Linked DNA regions of Mus musculus: all the other regions are linked to region 3. The links are chromatin contacts, found by Hi-C or POLR2A ChIA-PET in ENCODE. All regions are on one chromosome and are shown on one strand. Each heading gives the region's core, a stretch centred on a gene start or an enhancer-like site at or near the end of the contact. The rest is flanking DNA. Distances are from core to core; before and after follow the strand shown. Region 1 overlaps Mark2 (MAP/microtubule affinity regulating kinase 2). Region 2 holds the start of Cox8a (cytochrome c oxidase subunit 8A). Region 3 holds the start of Rcor2 (REST corepressor 2).

The links. A loop is a pair of places that touch in the nucleus more often than their neighbours do. ChIA-PET counts read pairs that join two places held with the same protein, here RNA polymerase II (POLR2A).
Region 1: POLR2A ChIA-PET joins it to region 3 with 24 read pairs in Patski. The contact joins the enhancer-like site here to the promoter of Rcor2 in region 3. POLR2A ChIA-PET finds 5 or more read pairs at or near these places in 4 of 5 experiments (Patski and embryonic stem cell).
Region 2: POLR2A ChIA-PET joins it to region 3 with 31 read pairs in embryonic stem cell. The contact joins the promoter of Cox8a here to the promoter of Rcor2 in region 3. A Hi-C loop is called at or near these places in 1 of 37 maps with a recorded cell type or tissue (v-Abl transformed pro-B cells). POLR2A ChIA-PET finds 5 or more read pairs at or near these places in 4 of 5 experiments (Patski and embryonic stem cell).

Annotation. Positions count from the first base shown.
Region 1 is chr19:7,301,838-7,306,674 of GRCm38, reverse strand. All of the region lies in intron 1 of Mark2 (MAP/microtubule affinity regulating kinase 2), which reads left to right. Gm17227 (predicted gene 17227) reads right to left here. Exons shown (of 2, transcript NR_167892.1): 2 at 2,312-2,800. Among named protein-coding and RNA genes, the nearest start is that of Gm17227, 6.6 kb to the right of the region's middle. Within about 2 kb of position 2,666, at least 1 of the 3 ENCODE cell types and tissues checked has a DNase peak (open chromatin) inside an H3K27ac peak, as active enhancers do.
Region 2 is chr19:7,215,450-7,220,043 of GRCm38, reverse strand. It overlaps Cox8a (cytochrome c oxidase subunit 8A), which reads left to right and starts at 2,428. Exons shown (of 2, transcript NM_007750.2): 1 at 2,428-2,645; 2 at 4,560-4,594. The coding sequence starts at 2,532.
Region 3 is chr19:7,266,718-7,271,154 of GRCm38, reverse strand. It overlaps Rcor2 (REST corepressor 2), which reads right to left and starts at 2,876. Exons shown (of 12, transcript NM_001320554.1): 1 at 2,067-2,876; 2 at 1,334-1,390; 3 at 974-1,054; 4 at 549-601; 5 at 296-457; 6 at 61-185. The coding sequence starts at 2,193.

The DNA.
Region 1 (4,837 bases), core at 1,417-3,916, 36 kb before region 3:
ATGTGCACCTGCTTCTTAGAGAGTCAGAAAGGGTTTGCCTGGGTATTTATTCAATTGGAACTTTTCCCCCCTGAGACAGGGTCTCACTACATAGACCTGGCTACCTAGAACTAGACCAGGCCGGCCTTAAACTCGGGGATCCACTTGCCTTTACTTCTTAAGTTCTGGGATTTAAGATTACAGGTGAGCACTACCACCACACCTGAACAACTTGGGACTTTTTAGAAGCTTTCTGTCACTCATATGCTTAGCCTTCCATCTCACCCCAAATAAACCAAACTAACATTTCATGTACAGAGCTGGGGGCAGAGTTAAACAGTGCCTCACAGTCACTGAAGGGCTGAGTAGTGTTTGGTGTAGGTAGCTGGTTTGGCATTTGGTTAGAGATTTCTTTTTTATATTTGAGCAAATGGTTTCTTGGCAGGAGCCTTCTGTACTGTGCTCTCAGTGCTTGCCCCATGTCCAAGGTTTGCCCCTCTGCTCCTCTCCCCTCCTCTTCCCCGCAGGTTGTTTTAATCCTTTTGCTTATAAACAAGTGCAGTAGAACGTGTCTGCCCAGCTCACATGACCTTGGCTATCTCTTTGTGGGGAAACCAGCATCAGCATTAGATGCCACAGTCATGTGACCTCGTGAAGCCGTCCAGGTAAAAGAGGGGAGATTCCAGGAGGGAACGTGGATCTGCCAAGGAATGTCCGTGGGATTCCTTGGTAAGGTCAGGTGGGAAGTGTCAGTGTCCACATTGCATGGCTTCGCCTGGGAGGAGTTTCCTTCTGCTCTGCTCTTCTTACCTCAGCATTCCTTCTTTTAGCATTTCTTATATTCTGTTCTCACATCTTGTCTATAGGGATCCAGGCATGACATGCAGCTGTTTTAGGGAACTGTCTGCGACAGATGTTGGTAGCTCACAGGAGAGCAATACTAATACCTCTGAATCTTATCTTCCTAAATAGATATCCTGTTAGTGGTGGGCAGGCGGTGATAGGAGCCTGTCCCTTTGGAAGGGGCAGTCAGGAACTGAAAGTGTAGCTGAGCTGAGCATTCACTATCACACATGCACATACACACAAGTTCTCCTCTTCAAGGCTGAAGGGCAGCCTGAGCTTTTGGTAAGTATTGGAGTATACCCATGCAGCAGTGTGTGTGTGCACTTGTGTCTGAAACACTAGTCCTGTTTTCTTTTTCTTTCTTTTTTTTTTTTTTTTTTTTTTTTTTGGTTTTTCGAGACAGGGTTTCTCTGTGTAGTCCTGGCTGTCCTGGAACTCACTCTATAGACCAGGCTGGCCTCGAACTCAGAAATCCGCCTGCCTCTGCCTCCCGAGTGCTGGGATTACAGGCGTGCACCACCACGCCTGGCCTTAGTCCTGTTTTCTGCTAGGACTATTCATGTGCAGAGCTTCCAGACCCATATATCTATAAAGGGCTGGCAGGCTGGCAGCACTGTGCCTGAGGAGCTGTGGTGCAGTCTGGGTTTTTGTAGGGTGGGATGTTTTTGTTTAAAGTGCTTTTTGTCAGGGGAGCATGGAATGGCCTTTTATGGAAAGGAGAAAACAGTTGAGCTACTGGGAGCCGTCTCTGGCTCTTTAAGAAACCCAAATCCCTGTCTGAGTTGTATGAGATGACCAGAACTTGGCCTCTGACTACAGAGCTTTCTTTATCTGTGGTAGTTATTGGGTAAAGAAGTTCAGGCTGTGACTTCTGGCAACACAGAGGATGTTAGGAAGCGTGGAATTATGGTAGTGTCAGCTAGTGTACTTGAGCATTTAGCACAGGCCAGGATTAGTCAGAGAGCTTGGAGTGGAGTTGGATATTTGGTAACTTCTGATTTATTTCTCTCTCTCTCTCTCTCTCTCTCTCTCTCTCCCTCTCCCTCCCTTCTCTCCCTCTCTCTCTCTCTCTTTCTTTCTTTCTTTCTTTCTTTCTTTCTTTCTTTTTTTATTTTTTCGAGACAGGGTTTCTCTGTGTAGCCCTGGCTGTCCTAGAACTCACTTTGTAGACCAGGCTGGCCTCGAACTCAGAAATCCGCCTGCCTCTGCCTCCTAAGTGCTGGGATTAAAGGCATGCACCACCATGCCCGGCTGCGCTCGCTCGCGCTCTCTCTCTCTCTCTCTCTCTCTCTCTCTCTCTCTCTTTCTTTCTTTCTTTCTTCTTTCTTTCTTTTCTTCTTCTTTTCTTCTTTGGTTTTTTGAGATAAGGGTCTCTGTGTAGCCCTGGCTGTCCTGGAGCTCACTGTGTAGACCAGGCTTGCCTCAAACTCAGAAATCCGCCTGCCTCTGCCTCCCAAGTACTAGGATTAAAGGTGTGCGCCACCACTGCTGATTTTACCGTTTATTAAGACTTGTGTTTAGCAGCTTCTTTATTCCTGCCAGACTCTTTGTCTTTGATGAGTAGCATGGACTAGGTAGAGGAATAGGACGGGACAGTAGTACTCTTGTGCCCAGCTTGATTGTAATTCCAGGTAAGTTTTCCATGCTCATTGCCAATTAGAACTTCCTTTTAGAATATGGCATTCACATTCCTCTCTTGGGGTTCTTTTCTTCCCTGTCTTCAATAAATTCAGAGGTGGGTAGCTACAGACTTGGCTGGCTGCCTCCTTCAGCAATCAGCGTCCTCTCAGTCTGTGTAACGGTCCATCTAACAAGACGCAGAAGTGACCCATTTCTCTCCAAGGGTCGTCCTGCACGTCCCTGTCAGAGGCCAGGAAGCCCAGAGCCAGATTGCTGCCACCTGGCTGAATTGGCTCTTCCCTGCATCATTCACTTCTCTTGGAAGCTGAAATAGTCATATTGTCTTCCTGGGACTCTGAAAAGACACACGTAGTAAAAGATGACTGTGATCTGTATTGTACACTGTAACCCCTGGCTGAAAGTACTTGCAGCTAGGGCCTCTCTAGAAACAAAATGGCCATTACTGTCAGTAATTGAATAGTTGCCCACCCCTCTGACTCTAGGTCTAGAGTGAGAAGCTGAGGGCCTGAGTCTTACTGGGAGGCTTCAACTTTCCAGTCTTCACCTAACTGCTGACAACCAGCCTGCCTAAGATACCTGTTTTAACTGTGGCTACTTAGGGTACAGCAATGTTTACCTTCAGTCCAGGATGGCAGATAGACACATCCCCCTTGCTTTGATTATGCTATAGGGAAGCCAGCTATTCTTATATTGGCCCCAAATGTATCAAGACACTGTCAGAGGCTCACTTCCCTCCCTCTAGTTGGACATTTTCTTCCCTGTTCCTCTTGCAATAGCTCTTCTCTTCTGTGAGGCAGCAGACATTAAAAATGCTGGTTTCTATTTGGGTTCCTGTCTCTTCAGTCAGTCTCTCCTATTTCACTGCAAGCCCCAGCCATGCCAGGAGGTTTTGAAGGATCCTTATTCAAGTCCTCTGTGTCACACTGTCACCAAGATTTAGAAGATTAAGGTACTGTGTGTATGGTACCCAGAGAGCAGTGGCCCATCAGTGGGGTCCTAAGAGAATAGCTACTGTTGGTAAGGGTTTCTCAGAGGGAACTTTAGCACTGCTGGACAGGGGCCCATCATTAGGCTCATGGTAGAACCAGTACACCACTGAGCTCATCCCAAACCCCACCCCAGCTCCTAGAAGGGAACTTAGGATGAGTGGGGAATTTTTGGAGGAACGCACTGTAGCCCATTATGCCTGCCTGAGTGTTTTCTTTAGTTAGTCCCAGAAGCTAGCATACATATAAAGTCCCAGATGCCAAACAATAAAAATGAAAGGACACCCCCTCTTTTTCACAGGGTGCTTGCTGAAAGCTGTACTGGACTGTGATGGTCCTGAGTAGCAGGTGTGCCCAGGATAGCCAATGCAGTGGATTTACTCTGTGGTCTGACAGACCCCCCCCCCCTTCCATGGCTCAGGTTTTCTCCCATTCTAGTTGGCTGTCTACAGAAGATGGGCATGTAGCACCTCTGCCTATTAGGGCAAGTGAGCCTGGTTTCTGGACAGAGCAACTGGTTAAATGTTTAACAGTCACTTCAAGGGAGTAGTCACACTGTGGAAAGTCTGGTCTGATGGAGGCAGTTGTGAGGCCAGATTAGTAACAGCCCTGGGTGGTTTCTGAAACCTCCTCCTCTGGCTGACCTCTGGCCACAGTAACTTGTAGGGCAGTGAACGGGCCTGGTGGTTTTCCTCTGTCTTGCTTCTTCAGCTCCCTCTGTGAACTTGAAGGATAGGAGGCAGTAGTTTTTATTCTTGTAGGAAAAGGTGAAGTGGAAAAGAGACATGACTTTTGTTCAGCACTTTCCAGCAGCTTCTGGAATTGGGTAAGACCTGGAAGCCTGCTTCCTGGCCTGGGGCTGGCTGAACTCCTAGGCAACCTCCATAAGGATGCCACATTAGGCAAGTCAGAGCAAAGGGTTAAGTCCATATCAGTTGCATAAATGCTGAGGTAGTTTTTTGGTTTTTATTTTTTATTTTTATTTCTTAAAAATCTCATGCTTCTTTGTTGCTTTGCTTTGGCAAAGCCCCAGGAGGAGCCGGGAGATCCTGGGAGGAGATGGTGTGCTGGGTGAGTCACTGAGCTCCCCGCCGCCATCGCTGCTGTGTTTAGTTCATGCTGCCTCACTGTAGCAGGAGGCATTCTGGGAGGGGCAGGGTGGGAACGCAGCTCTGTGTAGTGGGACAGAGCAATTTGGGAGTATCCTAAGGTTGACAGGGCCTGTAACCAACCAGAGCCCCAGTTCAAGCAGTAAATGTAGCAGATACGAATGTCTCCTGCAGTCTTTATGCAGTAATTGTCACTTCTCTGATCAGGAGCTTTTTGAAATAGTTCACATTGAATTTCATTCTCTGCAACACATGCTGTTTTCCTAGCAAACCAGG
Region 2 (4,594 bases), core at 1,179-3,678, 51 kb after region 3:
GTGTACTTACATATAATAAATAAATCTTTTAAAAAACAAAAAAAAACCCCAGATTTTTGTCTCAAAATTTTCAAAAAAGTGTGAGGGATACCCATACAAAATCCCTACTTCATTAGAAACTTGATACATAGTTAAGGATGACATATAGTCTCTGGACTCCACCTCTTAAATGCTAGAATTACAGTTGTGGGCTACCAAGTCAGGTTTATATAGTGCTGGAGAATAGGACCCTTTTTGTGCATGCGAGGCAATCACTTTATTCCCAGCTACTTGTCTTCAATCAATGGTAAAATGATAAGTATACTTAAGATTACTATCAGTATTATTTGAGGCAGCATCTTACTATGTAGCCCTGGCTGGTTTAGAACTTGCTATTTGAGGGGCTGGTGAGATGGCTCAGTGGGTAAGAGCACCCAACTGCTCTTCCAAAGGTCTGAAGTTCAAATCCCAGCAACCACATGGTGGCTCACAACCATCTGTAACAAGATCTGACTCCCTCTTCTGGAGTGTCTGAAGACAGCTACAGTGTACTTATATAATAAATATATAAATCTTAAAAAAAAAAAAAAAAAAAAAAAAAACTGGGCTGGTGAGATGGCTCAGTGGGTAAGAGCACCCGACTGCTCTTCCGAAGGTCCAGAGTTCAAATCCCAGCAACCACATGGTGGCTCACAACCACCCGTAAGGAGATCTGACTCCCTCTTCTGGAGTGTCTGAAGACAGCTACAATGTACTTACATATAATAAATAAATAAATCTTAAAAAAAAAAAAAAAAAAAAAACTTTAAAAAAAGAAGATTTACCAGGCTGGCCTCAAACTCAGACACTCCAGAAGAGGGAGTCAGATCTCGTTACAGATGGTTGTGAGCCACCACGTGGTTGCTGGGATTTGAACTCCGGACCTTCGGAAGAGCAGTTGGGTGCTCTTACCCACTGAGCCATCTCACCAGCCCCAATAAATCTTTTTAAAAAAGAAAGAAAAGGTGTTCTAGGTAGAATGTAAAGAGTAAAAAGTCCAAAATCTGGAAGGGTGGAGAAGAGACCTAGGAGCAAGGACAAAAAACAAGCGATATTGAGAAGTCAGACAGAAGGGCAATATCCAAGATCCGGGCCTTGTCTAGAAAGCAATGGGGAGGGCTGGCAAGATGGCTCAGTGGATAAGAGCACTTACTGCTCTTCCGAAGGTCCTGAGTTCAAATCCCATTGGAGGCCCTCTTCTGGTGCATCTGAAGTCAGCTACAGTGTACTTATGTATTAATAATAAATAAATCTTTGTGCCAGAGCAAGCAGGGACTGAGTTTACAGGAGCGAGCAGAGCTGACCGGAGCAAGCAGAGGTCTTAAAAATTCAGATCCCAACAGTGACATGAAGACTCACAACCATCTGTATAGACACAGTGTAATCACATACATAAATATTTTTTTAAAGAAAGCAATGGGGAACCACTTGATCAGGTATTTGTCTAGTAAAACAAGAAGGAAGGAGAGAGGAGAAAGGAACAGAAAGAATAAAGGCAGAAGGGAGACAGGGGATAAAGAAGAGAAAGAAGAGAGGCAACAAGGCATGGAACATAGGAATAGAAGCAGAAAAGTTCAAGGTCATTCTCATCTACACGGTTTTAGGACAGCCTGGGCTACTGGAGACCTTAAAAAACCAAAACTGGCCGGGCGTGGTGGCGCATGCCTTTAATCCCAGCACTCGGGAGGCAGAGGCAGGCGGATTTCTGAGTTCAAGGACAGCCTAGTCTACAGAGTGAGTTCCAGGACAGCCAGGGCTACAGAGAGAAACCCTGTCTCGAAAAACAGAGAACAAAACAAAACAAAACAAAACTGTCCTAACACACACAAAAGGAGGAAAGCAGAAGTTGAGAACAGTTACCAGTTATGTGGAAACGGGTTTCTGAGAGGATAACAGTAAATGACAGGAGTCTCGGGGCTGGAGAGAGAGCTCAGCGCTTAGAAGCACTCGCTGCTCTTGCAGAGGTCCAGTTCAGTTCAGTTCCCAGCATCCACAAGATTACTCACTATTGCCTGAACTCCAGTTCCAGAGGATCCAACACCCTCTTTTGGCCTCTCTGCGTTCTGCATACACAGATGAACATGCTGACAAAACACTCATAAAGTAAAACTATGTTTTTAAAACTAGAGGCTTACTGGTGGCGAGCTGGAGTCACTAGTACAGTGCTGGCAGAGAGAGGATCCTAGTTAAATGAATGGAGGGAGGAGCCAAGGAGTCAATAGACTTGTAGCTTGTGTGATTGGGTGGCTATGCGTGTCACTCTCGAAGAAAGTGGAGGTGGGAGCAAAGGTGTCTCATTTCTCCTCCCATCTGTGTAGGATGATGTCGGTTGGTTGTTTCGAGGAGCGCGCCAAAAACAGCCCAGGCGGGCGAGGGGGCTTGTCCCGACGTCATTTCCGAAATACTTCCGGCTCGGGCGTCCGGCAACTTCAGCGCCGGAACTTCCGGCTGGTTCGGCCATCTTGACTCCCTGACCTTGGACTGGTCCTCGTCCGTGGTCGTTCCGCGCCGTCATGTCTGTCCTGACGCCACTGCTGCTGAGGAGCCTGACCGGCTCGGCCCGGCGGCTCATGGTGCCGCGGGCTCAGGTCCACTCGAAGCCGGCGCGGGAGCAGCTCGGGGTCCTGGTGAGCGGGACGGACCGGGAGCGGGGAGGTGGGCGAACTGTGGTAGCCTGCGACATTGGCTTAGGCCTGTCCTCAAGGCATGGATGAGACAGTCGCTCGGCTGCTCCTAAGCCCTAGGTATTTTTCCCAAGTTCCTGGATGTCAGGTCAGCCCGCTAGTTTGTTTACTCTGTTCGGCCTCTCTAAACCCGTCTCTCCTTCCATTCCCCCCCCCCCCCCACCGCAGGGGAGGGCATGCCTGGTAACTGGCAGCGACGTCATGGTTGTTACTGCTACATTTTATTATTAAGGAGGGCTGCAGAGTTCACCAGGTCTACATTCCCAGAGATGTAGGAGCATTTAGATACTAGGACAATTTTTACTTTTAAAACATTAGTTTAAAAACATGAGGCAGGGTCTCTTGTAGCCCAGGCTGACCACATTTGACTTTGAAGCGATAATCTCTTTAGTGCTGGGATAACAGGCCTGTGCCATCACTTGTGGTTTATGTGGTGCTGGGGATCAAGCCCGGGACTTTGTGTTAGGCAAGCACTTTCTTAATACTACACCGCAGCCTAGGCCCCCCCATCCCTCCCTTTTTTGGAGCTCTTCTGTTTTAAGTGACAATGGGTCATGAATCCAGATATCTGGGCATTGAATTAGGGGTAGAACCAAAGCACTGCCACTGAAGAAACAGTGACAACCAAGCCATGCCCTCTCTTACGCCCATTTAGTGGGAGGTTGAGGCATGAAAACAGAGCTCGGGAATTCAGGCCAGCTTGGGCAACATACTGAGACTCTGTCTCAAAAACAAGAGTCTGGGGGCTGGAAAGATGGCGTTTGGTGCATAGCCTCATGAAGACTGGTTCAGGTTCCAGCACCCATATAACAAGCTTGTAACTCCAGCTCCAACGCATCTGACATCCCGTCCTGACCTTGGGTAAGCATGCAAACACATACCTGTGCTCACACACATGCATCATACAAATATAGATAAAACACATCTTTAAAAGATACAAAACCCCAGCAGGGCAGTGTGGCACACGCCTATAATCCAGCACTTATGCTATAGAAGCTGTGGATCTCTGAGTTCAAGGCCAGCCTGGTCTACTGAGTGAGTTCCAGGACAGCCAGGGCTACACAGAGAAACCCTGTCTCTGTGTAGACAACAAACAACAAAAACAAAAAAAGAGAAGAAACTGTATAGAAAGCAAGGACACGTGAGAATGGTTTATTTAAGAAGTATTCGCTTCACCAGCATGAAGATTTGACATTGACTACCCAGTAACCGGCTAGTCTTTAGCCCTAGTGCTGGTAGGGGGAGAGGGGCAGGGAGCTCCCTGGATTCCACTGTTCAGCTTGTCTAGCCAAAACAGTGAACTTCAGGTTTAGTAAAAAAAAACCTGTCTCCAAAAAAAAAAGAAAGAAAGAAAGAAAGAAAGAAAAGATGGAGAGCTGTTAGATGAGATGCCAGACATCAAGCTCTGGCCTTCACCCACATGGAAAACAGCACACATACACACCAGTGAGCATAGTGGCACTTGAGTGTATTTCCAGGACCAGGGCATCAGGAACAGGAGAATCTCAAGTTTAAGCCCAGGTCTGGGTGGGGTGCATAGTAAGACTCCTGCCTGCACCCTTTCCCCCCACAGATAAATACATCTTTTTAAAAACCAAAGACCTTTATTTCAAGGCTGGAAATGGACTTGACCCAGTGTCCCCTCCATCCTTAGAGTCTCTCTGTGTCTGTATCTCCCCCTCTCCTGTGCTGGGGATTGAACCTCAGGCCCAAGTTGCTTTCTTTAGTGTGGGTCTGCTGGATTTTCTGCCTTGGTCTTTGCCACTGAGGGACTTCCCATGCCTAAGGACTACCTGAACTGGGAGTGCCTACAGAATTCTTGCCCTGAGGGATCCTTCTTTCTTGTACTCTGTGTAGGATATCACCATTGGGCTCACTTCCTGCTTCGTGTG
Region 3 (4,437 bases), core at 1,627-4,126:
CAACCCAGAATACTGTCAGCCCCCTACCCCCTTCCCGGTGCCAGCAACCCCCACCCCCACCTGTCTTCTTTGTCCTTGCGGCCACCCAGCCGCCTGGCCTGCCTGTCCATCACACTAGTTCGACTTCGGGTCTTCTTCCAAGAGTAGTAATACTTCACCAGGCTGGGAATCACCTTGTCAGGGAGCTGGGGAGGCAAGGCCAGAGACAGGAGGCCACCTGAGACTCTGGCCCCAGGTAAGCTGTTTGGGACTAAAGGGCTGAGGAGCATTCAAGGGGCCATGAGCATAGGCGTACCATCTGCTGGATCCGCTGGAAGCACTTGCCATGGAACCCAAAGGCCTGTTCAAACAGCACCTTGTCCTCCACCGTCCACTCATCAGGGAAGGGAGTGAAGTTGGCTAGGTCAGCCAGTGATTTCTCCACATCGTGTTTATGCCACAGAAGCATGCCGAGTGCCTGGTCCAGGACAGAAGCCACTCAGGTTCTGCCACGGCAGCACTGCACTGCCCGGTGGGCCCCACTCCCATCCCTCGGGGCCCCCACCCACCTGCTCAATGTTATAGCCATGCTTCTCCTTGGCCATTGCAATGTACTTGTCAACTGCAGGGGGGAAGAGGAGGGTCACACGGAAGCCCCACAGTAAAGACCACTCGTGGGCCTACAGCCCCCTACCAGACTTCCATGTTAGTGGGACTAACAGCTCACTTCTTTTTTGTTTTTTGTTTTGTTTTGTTTTTTCAAGACAGGGTTTCTCTGTATAGTCCTGGCTGTCCTGGAACTCACTTTGTAGACCAGGCTGGCCTCGATCGAACTCAGAAATCCGCCTGCCTCTGCCTCCCAAGTGCTGGGATTAAAGGCGTGCGCCACCACTGCCCGGCAACAGCTCACTTCTAAGGAAGAGCTAGCCTTAGGAGGACAGGAACTAAAACCCTGTTCCTGAGACTGAACGTGACCTGGGCCCAGCGCACTCACGTTTGGCATCTGATACACAGTGGTTGGGGGACCACACCAGCATTCCCTTCAGCTCCTTGTTGCTATAGCGTGCAGGGCTCTCTGAAAGGATGAGCAGAATTAGGCACTCACAGAAACAGGAGACCACTGAGCAACACAGTCAAGCGAGGAGGTGAGGCCCAGAAGGGAAGGAGGAGCTGAGACCCAGACAGGAAGGCAGAGCAGGAAAAGTAACAGTGCCACGGGGCCACCCACCCCGCCCACCGCCTGTCCCTCAAGCAGGAGCCAGCCAAGAGTTCCCAGGTGGGGCTGTAGGCCAAGCCATCAGCCTCCACCCCTCCCTGCCGCCCTCCCTCCCTCCATGTCTGTCCTGCCACTCACCAGGCTTGCACTCCGGAATTACTGCTTGGTAATTGGTTCCAACTCGGATCATGCTGTCTGTGGAGCCAGGGGAGGCAGTCAAGACTCCAGGGAAGTAGGGGGAGGATATAGTGAGGGGAGGTAGCTGATCTGGAGTTCTCCTTCCTGACCACTCAGGGACCCCCACCATACAGGAGACTCACTTTTCCTTGATAGTGCCCCCCAGCTACCCTCCGATAGAAGGTACTAGGAGAGTCATACCCTGCCTAGTCATGGCCATGGGGGGAAGGGGAGGTTAAGAGGACACTTTTAAAGCCCAGGCTAGAGCAAAGTGCTTTGTTCTAACTGGGGGTGGGAGCTTGGAGGGCTGCCCCTAGATCTGGACCACAGCCTTGCAGAGAGCTCGGGGCTCCTCCCCACCACATGAGCTTCACAGCTCCGCATAGAGGTATCTTCCCAGTACCTGGTCCAATCAGACCTCAGTCCCCTGCAAGGCTGCAAGGTATGAGGACCCAATCCATCCAAGAGAGGCATCCTAAGCTCCCTCAACGACTGAGGGCAAAGGGGAGGTGGGTGGTCAAGGGCCCAGCCTGTAGATTTCCTGTGCCGGCAACACCAGGCACGAGAAGGCTGAGGTTGCAATCCAGGAGCGGCAGAAACCATCTGTGGTTCGCAACTCTCCCCCCCCCCTCCTCCACCTTCCATGATCCCTCCCCGGACCAGCGCGCCTTTAACCCTAGGCCACCAGGCTCACCATGAGAGTGCTCCTCCTCGCTGCTGTCATCCTCCGAGTGTGGCTGTCCGCCGTTGGGTGCCGTCTTGGCCCGACTTCGGGACAAGATCCCGGAGCCCGCACTGGGCTTCTCCATTACTGAGGGCATTACCCTACCCGGCAGCCCCGAGGGGCACGGGATCCTTTGGAGAGCGCAGGAGCTTGCCGCGCTTGCCTCGAGTGCTGCGCCTGGCCCGGCCTGGAGGGGTCGCCACTGAGGCTACGAGAGGCAGGAGGTCAGCGTGGCTAGGGTCCGGGAGGTCGGGGCCCCGGAGGGCAGCCCTAACGCTCACTGCGACCCCCACGGGCGAGGACGGCAGAAAAGTTTGTGAAGTGGGGGTACGGGGGAGACGGCGCGGCCGGGGGCACGCTCGCTCCGTGCGCCCCTCGGGGCTGGTTCTCCCCCGGGGAGAGTCGGGGCGCGTTGCCCTCGGGGAGCCCCGGAGCCGCGCCGCGCGCCTGCCCACGCTGTTTGGCCAGCAAGGGCTACCGCGCAGTGGCCGCCGCAGCTGACTCCGCGCCCCTCGGCTGCGCTGAGGATGCCCCGATCCCCAACGGAGGTAACCCTGCCCGACCCGACCCCACGGCAACCACGCCAGCCGGCTGGAGCCCCGGCGGCAGGACGGCGCGCACGGCGTGCGGCGCTGGAGCAGAGTTGCCGGGAGGCGGGCGGAGCGCAGCCGCGGGCGCCGCCTCGCACCCTCCCCGGCGCGCTCGCTCGCCCCGCCGCGCTCGCGCTACCGCCGCTCGCTCGCCCGCTCTCCGCCGCCGCTCGCTCCTCGCGCACACAATGAAGCTGCTGGCAGGGAAGTAGTGCCGGCTGCGGCCTCAGCACCCCTCCCCCAGCCGATGCCTCCGCCAGCTGAACATCTGGCCCTGGGGTGGGAGGGAGGGCCCGGGGGGCGGGGCCTGGGGCCGGGGCTAGACCTCCAGGGGGTGGGGTCAGGACCGGAATGGGGCGCACGTACCCCCCCCAGGGAGCACCCTTGGTGTCTCTGAGTTCTCAGACTTGGCCCTTTTGGGTAGACCCCAGTGCCCCCCAGGAGAAGCCCGGGGTCAGCCCCACCCACAAGCACACCGGTTCCACACACTACTGGGCTCTGGTTACTGTGGCCTGCCCCGGGGGCCCTGAGGCCGCCTGTCCGACCGCCCGGGTGGAGCCCAGCTTTTCCTTCCATTTCCCTTCCTGCCAAGGAACTCCCTGCCCCCCCTTCCGCAGGGGGATCCCCCCCTTCATGCGCCCTTGGGGGCCAAAGCGGATGGGAGGCCGGACAGGCGCAAGATGAATTTCTATAAGAGCCACTGGGCTAGAACCTGACTTCTGCTAGGTCTGTGGGTCCCCAGGGGTCACCCTAGTGTCTTTCAACTGCTGCAGTCTGCACCCAAAACAGTAGTATCAAAGATTGAGGAATGAGTATGAAAGGTAATAGGGCAAGTTCTGGGCTGAAAGGGGCGAGCTCCTCACTGGGTTCACTGTCACCCCAGCTGGAAGCAGCATCCCCCCTCCCCCCGGACAGGCACAGGCAGAGTGACAGACAGGGAAGCGGGTTGGGAGGCACAGACGGAGTTGGGGGAGGGGGTGGGCAGAGACTTTCAAAGCCAGACCCAGCCACCCTGCCAGGCACACAAAGAGCCAGCGCACTCACCGGCAGCAGCTCGAAGCCTGTGAGCTGCGCCTGTGCCCGTCCCCGCCGCCTGGGGCACGTGCTGCAGCTCACACAGGCCGAAGCCCCCGCCCGCTGTCCCTCCCACGGGGAGCCCGGACTCCTGGACACGCCTCTACCCGGGCACACCCGCTATGCCCAGATCGAGCCGAGCCTGCACGCGCACCCTCCTCTCCCTTCCCTTCCTTGGCCACTCTGTAATCAGATTCCTAAATTTAGAAGCAGCCCTGGCCCCAACCGGGGATCCCTGCCCCTACCCACTGGCTGTGGCCGACCGGCCTGGGTCCTGTGGTCAGGCCACGACCTGGCTGGGGCATCCTGTTCCTGGGGGCTCTTTGCCTGCGGCTGGCAGAGTCAGACACGACCCCGCCCGACTTCAGCACTGTCCGGCCACATAGGGCCACCCAGTCAGCGGCCACGTTGCCCGCCACACCTTGGGCCAAGGTTATGGGGCCTTTTTTCCTCCCCTTAAATCATGAGCTGGGCACCAAGCCTCAGGGTGGGGAGATCTGGGACAAAGAAAGAAAGAAAGAAAGAAAAAATGAACCAGAGGCAATCTGAGCTGAAGGGGTCTGTACCAAGAGGCAAAGCGACTTCCAGTGGCCCCTAGAAATGAGTGGCAGGGAGCCAGACCTGTCCCCAATACCTGTACCTTGTAGTGAGGTGCTCCTGTTTCTATCCCTTTGCCT